Linked DNA regions of Homo sapiens: region 2 is linked to region 1. Evidence: chromatin contacts called from ENCODE POLR2A ChIA-PET data. All regions are on one chromosome and are shown on one strand. Each heading gives the region's core, a stretch centred on a gene start or an enhancer-like site at or near the end of the contact. The rest is flanking DNA. Distances are from core to core; before and after follow the strand shown.

Region 1 (3,426 bases), core at 348-2,847:
CGTCTTTTTCTTATCCTTTCACTTCTTTTAAAACAAGCTCAATAATCCTACATCACCATCTTAATAGGGTCATAATGATATTTACAGAATGTCGTAAAATATTCCCTATTTTCAAGATTCATTCATTTAATGGATGTTTATTGAGTGCATATTATGTGTCAGATATTTTTCTAGGCACTTGGGGATATGGCAGAGAAGAGCTACTAAATTGCTGTTATTGTGGATAGAGGAGCTAGACAATACACAATGTAAGTTGAGATGTGTGGTATATTAGATAGGGTTACATACTAAGAAGAAGAACAAAGTAGGCAAGGGAGATAGGAAAGGTAGGGAATGAAGTTACAATCTAAATTGGGTAGTGAGGGAAGGCCTTACTAAGAGGATGACACTGGGGGAAAAAAAAGATGAAGGAAACAAATAAGAGGAATGGCAGGTGCCAAGGCCCTGAGGCAGGAGCATCCTGAAATGTTCATACATGAGGAGGCTAATGTGTGCAGTAGGACCAGAGTGGTAACGGGGATCAGGTCACTGTCAGAACACTGGTTTTTAATCTGAATTAGATAGGAAGCCACTGGAGAAGTTGAGTGGCAGGGTGATGTTACCCAATTTACTGTCACCCAGTTGATAACAGACCATAGAGATACAAGAATGAAAGAGGAAATATTAGCCAGGAGGCTCCTGCAGTACTCCTTGCAAGAGGCTGTAGTGACCCGTTCCAGGGTGGTAGCAGCTGTGGTTGAGTCTGGATGTACTTTAAAGGTGGAGCTGAGAGGATTTGCTGGTGACTCAGATGTGCAGTATGAGAGAGAGAGGAGTCAAAGACGCCCCAAGATTTTTGGCCTGTGCAACTGGAAGAATGGAGTGTCTACTTTCTGAGATGAGGAAGGCCGTGAGGAACAAATTTTGGGGCAATATGAGGACCTCAGTTTTGGACATGGGCATTCTGTTAGACATTAAACATGAGAAATGCGAAGGTGGCAGTTGAAATATCACGCCTGTGGTTTAGAGGAGGTGCCCAAGCTAGAGATGAAATTGGAGAGCCATCAGCATTTAGGTGGTTTTAAATGTCATAAGCCTAGATGAGATTATTTAGGGAGTGAGGGTAGAGAGGAAAGAAAAGAGGCCAAAGAGCTGAGCCCAGGGAATCCCCATGTAGAGAGGTTGGAAAAATAAGGAGAAACTAACAGGGAGACTGTGGGGACTGAGGCACAGAGAGCAGGATTCCCTGGGGCTTTCAGAGCTTTGGGAGCAGAGTGAGGACTGGAATCCAGGCCTTCACAACCAGGTTCAGAGCTCTGTCTACTGGCCCAAGGCTCCTTCTCTCTCATGGCACCAGCTACTTCTCGTATTGGAATCTTGCTGATGTCCCTTGCATGGGACACATTGTTTCATCGAATCTGAGCAGGAGGTGGATTTTTGTCTCTATTTTTTTTTCAGTGCACTTGAAGTACTTCATAACTTTAAAATGCACTCAAATGAAAAGACTTGGTGGGAGGCCCAGACTGCTATCATGGATTTGGGCGTCAGACATGCAAACTCAGACCAAAGGGAGATGTTGTCAGAGTTGTTAAAAGAAGGATTCTGTTGTCTTGGATCCCACTGGCAGGCCTGGGCCACACATGAGCATTTAACTGGCAGGGATTAAATAAACCAGATGGTCCCAGGCGATGGGCAAGATGGGATAACGTCACAGGACAAATAGCCCAAGGGGAGAAGAGAGTCCTCACTTTCAAACTAGGTCAGCATCTTCTGAGACCACAGGCCTGGTCTACATCTACACTGTGACCTTCGGATCCCCAGGCTTGCTCTGGTTGGTGCTGGCCTGTTGGTATCCATTGGGGTATCATAACCTCTGACTTTGTAGAGGTCTCCTTTGGGACTGAAAGATGCTGGCAGGGAAGACATGTTTTTGCCCATGCTGATCTGTTTGTCATTCAGACACTCACCCTGGGTACCGTCCAGGCCCCACACACCTTCCCATTGTCATCACACTGCTTTATCCTAATACCCCATTCCTCAGAGAAGACTCCCTTGGTGGCTTTGTGATCTGCCTAGGTGTTGAAATGGTCCTGGTTCTTTTTCCTTATTATCAGAAGCTCATTGCTAGGAATTGAGCTTGTGTTTCTGCATTCAAATGACATTTTTCTTTTCTTCTTGAAAAAAAAAATGCCAACACAGGAAATTGTTGCAAAGGCACTGTTTGTCTCCTTCCCTCAAGTTCAGAGAACCCATGGCTTCCTTTCTATGGACAAGTGCTGGTACCAGTGGGTCACAGAAAGACCAGGGACCTGGGAAACGATTTCTGCTTTTGGGTTTTGGTTTCTGCCCTCTTTTCTCTCTACTTCTCTACTAATTCACTGTGAAGTGTTAACAGAGGTTGAGAATCTGTTAAAAGTGACTTCTCTAAGCCCAGCCCTAGGTTCTCAGAGCCCCCAGAAGGAGATTCCTCTCCTCCCTGTAAGCTGGCCTGCCTCGTTCAGGACCATTAGGTCTCTTGCCTAATGTACTGTAGCCATCTTGAGTCTCCCTCAGTTCACTGCATTTAATGCCTCATTTGAAAGGGAAAGCTGATCACATCTCTCTTTGGTTTAAAATCCTTAGATGGCTCCCTATTCCCAAAAGCAAGCTGTGTATTCAAGGCTTTTTATAATCCTGCACATAGAGATCTTCCCAAATGGTGTGATGTTCTTTCTCCCAAACTGTCTGTCTCTCTAGGGACTATATCATTCAGTTTTCCACAAATGCCTGGTGTCCTTTCATATCTCCGCTTTCTCATATGCTACTCCCCATTGCCTGGGATGCTCCTCCTCCTCTTGGTTTACTACTGCAAGGTAAAACAGTACCATTCTTTCCAGAAAACACTAGTGCAGAAAGGTCTTAGCAATGGTGTTGCTACTGAGAGTCACAAAATAGTTCTGGACCACGGGCTACAATATCAGGGAATCTATCTCATCTCTGTCTCTTGCTGGTTGAGTGACCTAAGTCAGAGGTTGCACACTGGTGGGAGAGCCTATAATAATGACTTTCAAATTGCATGTCCATTAGAATCACCTGTGGATCTTTAGAAAATCCCAGTGCTCAGGCCTTACTCTAGATTGATCATATTTGGATCTCTGTGGTTGAGACACAGACATTGGCATTTCTTTAAACTCCCCAGGTAATGCCTGTGTGTAGCCTTGATTGAGAGCCATTGGTGTTAGAGTTAAGGGATTAGGCTCCAGAGTCCATCAGAACTGGTTTCAAATCCTGGTTTCTCCATCTCCTAGCTGAGAGATCTTGGGTCACATTTTTTTAAATGACATTTTTGTTTTGAGAAGTATTGGAAGGTTGTGAAGATGGTACAGGAAGTTCTGATGAATACTACACCAGTTTCCTCTATTATTACCATCTTATATTTGTTTAGTACATTTCTCACAATTAATGAAC
Region 2 (3,426 bases), core at 412-2,911, 150 kb before region 1:
TAAGGCCAAAGTAAGGTTGCCTGGGAATTAAGAGTACTGGAGTCAGGCAGGCTTTGATCAGATCCCTCCCCCAACACTTCCTGTGTGAGTGACTTCAGCAAGTTGCTTTACTTTACCTTTCTGAGCCTCATTTCCCTTACTTGTAACACAGAAATATGAATAGTTACTATCCAGGGTTTTTTTTTAGGATCAAAGGAGTTACTATGTGTGGAGCATGTCACCCAGAGGCTGGTATGCAGCAAGTGCTTTGTAAATAGTAGCGATGGGCACTACTGAAACCTGAATGTCTGCCTCTGCCTGTTTGCGAATGACTCCACCTTCCCAAATCCCAACAGGGAAGGTGAGTCAGCTTGAGACCACTTGAGAGGCATCTAGCAGAAGGGAGGCAAAACTTCTGTTAAAGGATAATTTTTAGGGAAAAAAAGGTAAGATGATGACTCTCATACAGATATTAAAAATGAATTCATCATGAAGATTTTATTTTACTCGTATGATGGAACCAGGCAGATATTACAACTGGTTCAAAGGAAAAGTCAAAGCAACACAAATTTGGAGTAAAGGAGTTGAACTAGTTTTTCTGTGAGATAAGGCAGGGGGAGGGGAGAAATCAATTGAAACTCTCCTGGGCAGCATCCTGCCCAGTAGGCACATGTATTAGTTGCCTACAATTCACAAAGGGTTGCGAAATAGCTCCCGTGGAATCAGAATCTGACAGGGAGGAAGAGTGTGCTCAGAAAATGCATGGCTTTCTACTGAAGCAGATTTTTTTCCCATTACACTTCTAGATCTCTGTGCACCATTGTGCCAGGGCTGCGAGGAAGGTGGCCCACTTCCCGGGATACACTACCCACCCTCAAGAGAGCCTTTCCTGCTGCTTCTTAGGCAAGTCAGCTCTCTTTTCTCACCTCCTGTAAGCAACACTAAGTATCTGGCTGTTCCTTTCGTACTCGAGTCCTGGCCGCTCCATGACAGCACTTGTGGTGGTACTGAACTGTGATGGACACTTTCTATCATTGCCCTTTCTTACCTTGATATCCTAAAAAGCTGGTGGTCTGTCTTCTCTATCTTTTGTCCTGGTCAGTTATCCTAACTATTTTGTGTCTGTTTCTGTGGATTAGTAAACGGGGTCCCCACCCCCACTCCACAAGGAGAACATCTGGCACCCAGAAGTCACTGAGAGAATAGCTGTTGCTTTGGTAGAATTCTGCCTCTGAGTGGCTTGTTCTTTTCCCAGACGGAGAGGTCTCCTGACAGCAGCTCTCTTCTTTTTCTTTTTTTTTTTTTTTGAGACAGAGTTTTGCTCTTGCGCTCAGGCTGGAGTGCAGTGGTGCACTCTCGGCTCCCTGCTCTGCCTCCTGGGTTCAAGTGATTCCCCTGCCTCGGTCTCCCAAGTAGCTGAGATTACAGGCATGCACCACCATGCCCAGCTAATTTTTTGTATTTTTAGTAGAGACAGGGTTTTGCCATGTTTGCCAGACTAGTCTCAAACTCCTGACCTCAGGTGATCCACCTGCCTCAGCCTCCCAAAGTGCTGGGATTACAGGCATGAGCCACTGCGCCTGGCTTTAGCAGCTCTCTTCTAAAGCCATCTGGACCCACATTTGTTCAGCTCCCCTCCCTTGGCCATGATGAAGGCATGCAAAACAAAAAAGGCACTTTTCTTATTGAGAAGGTGGCTTTTTATAGAGAATGGTGTCATACTGTTAGGTTTCAGGCCAGCAGACCTAGTCAGGCATGTGACACTTCTGTGCCAGGTGTGGCTATGAGAGTCAACAGGAAAAATGATATATGTAAATGGACAGGTCTTTAAATAAATGCAGTTTTGACTATAAGAGTAAGAAGGTTTCTGTGAGACTCAACTCAGTACCTCCTGTACCCTGTGGGCCTGAGAGAGGAGACAATGGGACAAGAAGACCCAGTGGCTTCCTTGGAAGCTTTTGTGCTAGCTGGAGAGAGAAGACCTACTTCCTATATGCCTAGCAACAGTCCACACTGACTGGACTGCAACCAGGACATTTCCAGATTACTCAGTGGGGCTTATCTTGAAATAATAGTTGATGCCATTTGTTAAATATATTATATATACCATCTAAGGGTCTTACATGCCTTCTCTCATTTGATCTTCATGGCAAACCCTGTGAGGTATGACCACCAACCACCATTTTACCTCAGAACTCAGGCTCCCAGAGTTTAAGTTGCTCACAGGAGCCCAGAAAGTAAGCGACAGAGGTGGGATTTGGTTCTAGGTGTTTGCCACCAGCACTTTAAATCACCAAAGCTTTCTGGAAGCTCCAACTTTTCTTCTCAAGATACTGAAAGACAGGTATCTGGATGGGTTGGCAGGGCGGGTGGGAGGTGGGCGAGATTTCCATCAACAACGGGTCTAAAACCAGCGATGGTGAGCTGGGTGATTTTGATGGAACCCCTGCCATACAGTCTATTAATATCATAATTGGAGCTAAAATTTAATCATGATGGCAATCATGAGTTCTGGGGCTTCTTGATTTGGGCCAGCAGACACAGTCTCAGTCACTAGTTCTCCGAATCAGAGAAAGGATGCCTTCAGGCTGTGTCTTCACATGGCTTTTCCTCTGTGCGTGGTGGAAAGAGAGAGCTCTGCGGGTCTCTTCTTGTTGTAAGGACACTGGCCCCATTGGATTAGGGCCCCACCACATGACACATTTAATCCTAATTACCTCCCTCACAGCCCTATTTCCAAACAGGGTATTAGTCACATTAGGGATTAGGGCTTCAACATAGGAATTCTGGGGGCACACAATTCAGTCTATAACAGAGGGAAAACAGATTTGAGAAGAAAAAAGTCCAAAATATGCACAGTGGTAATATCTGAAGATGTGCGTGCGTGCGTGTGTGTGTGTGTGTGTGTGTGTGTGTGTTTCTATTCTTGCATTTTCTAACTGTCCCCAGTGAGTATTTGTTACTTTCTAACTGAGAAGGTTACTTTAAACAGTGTCTTGAGCAGCAGCACTCCATGCCCTGGTGTAGCCTTTTCCTGGCAGATGTTCCCCAGGGCTCTGCTGCTCTGCCAATGACTTATTCTCAGCATGAACTCCTCCCCTGCCCCCTAAGAGGATCTCCAAACCCAGGTCACACTCCCCCTGCAGGTAAGTACAGGCGTTTGAGAACAGCTTTATTCTTCCAGGAACAGCTGGTCCCCTCAGCAGGGCCTTACAAGGTGGTTATGTCTAAATAAGGCACCTGAGGCCAGGAGATGTGACATGGTCCATCTAATACCATGGAGTGAGTTAGACACAGAGCAGGACTGGAACCCATGCTTCCAATTCCCCATCCAGTTTTAAGGCAATCTTCTTTTCTTTCTTTCTTTCTTTTTTTTTTTTTTTTTTTTTTTTTTGGAGACAGAGTCTCTGTCACCCAGGCTGGAGTGCAGTGGTGCGATCTTGGCTC

Evidence for each region. ChIA-PET counts read pairs that join two places held with the same protein, here RNA polymerase II (POLR2A).
Region 2: POLR2A ChIA-PET joins it to region 1 with 12 read pairs in WTC11. The contact joins two enhancer-like sites. POLR2A ChIA-PET finds 5 or more read pairs at or near these places in 2 of 52 experiments (WTC11 and activated CD4-positive, alpha-beta T cell).

The regions. Positions count from the first base shown.
Region 1 is chr3:187,211,319-187,214,744 of GRCh38, forward strand. No RefSeq gene overlaps it. Among named protein-coding and RNA genes, the nearest start is that of RTP1, 16 kb to the left of the region's middle. Within about 2 kb of position 1,598, at least 4 of the 41 ENCODE cell types and tissues checked have a DNase peak (open chromatin) inside an H3K27ac peak, as active enhancers do.
Region 2 is chr3:187,063,735-187,067,160 of GRCh38, forward strand. The region is part of intron 5 of ST6GAL1 (ST6 beta-galactoside alpha-2,6-sialyltransferase 1); the gene reads left to right. Among named protein-coding and RNA genes, the nearest start is that of RPL39L, 74 kb to the right of the region's middle. RefSeq lists an enhancer at 1,900-2,079 and a silencer at 3,027-3,076. Within about 2 kb of position 1,662, at least 13 of the 41 ENCODE cell types and tissues checked have a DNase peak (open chromatin) inside an H3K27ac peak, as active enhancers do.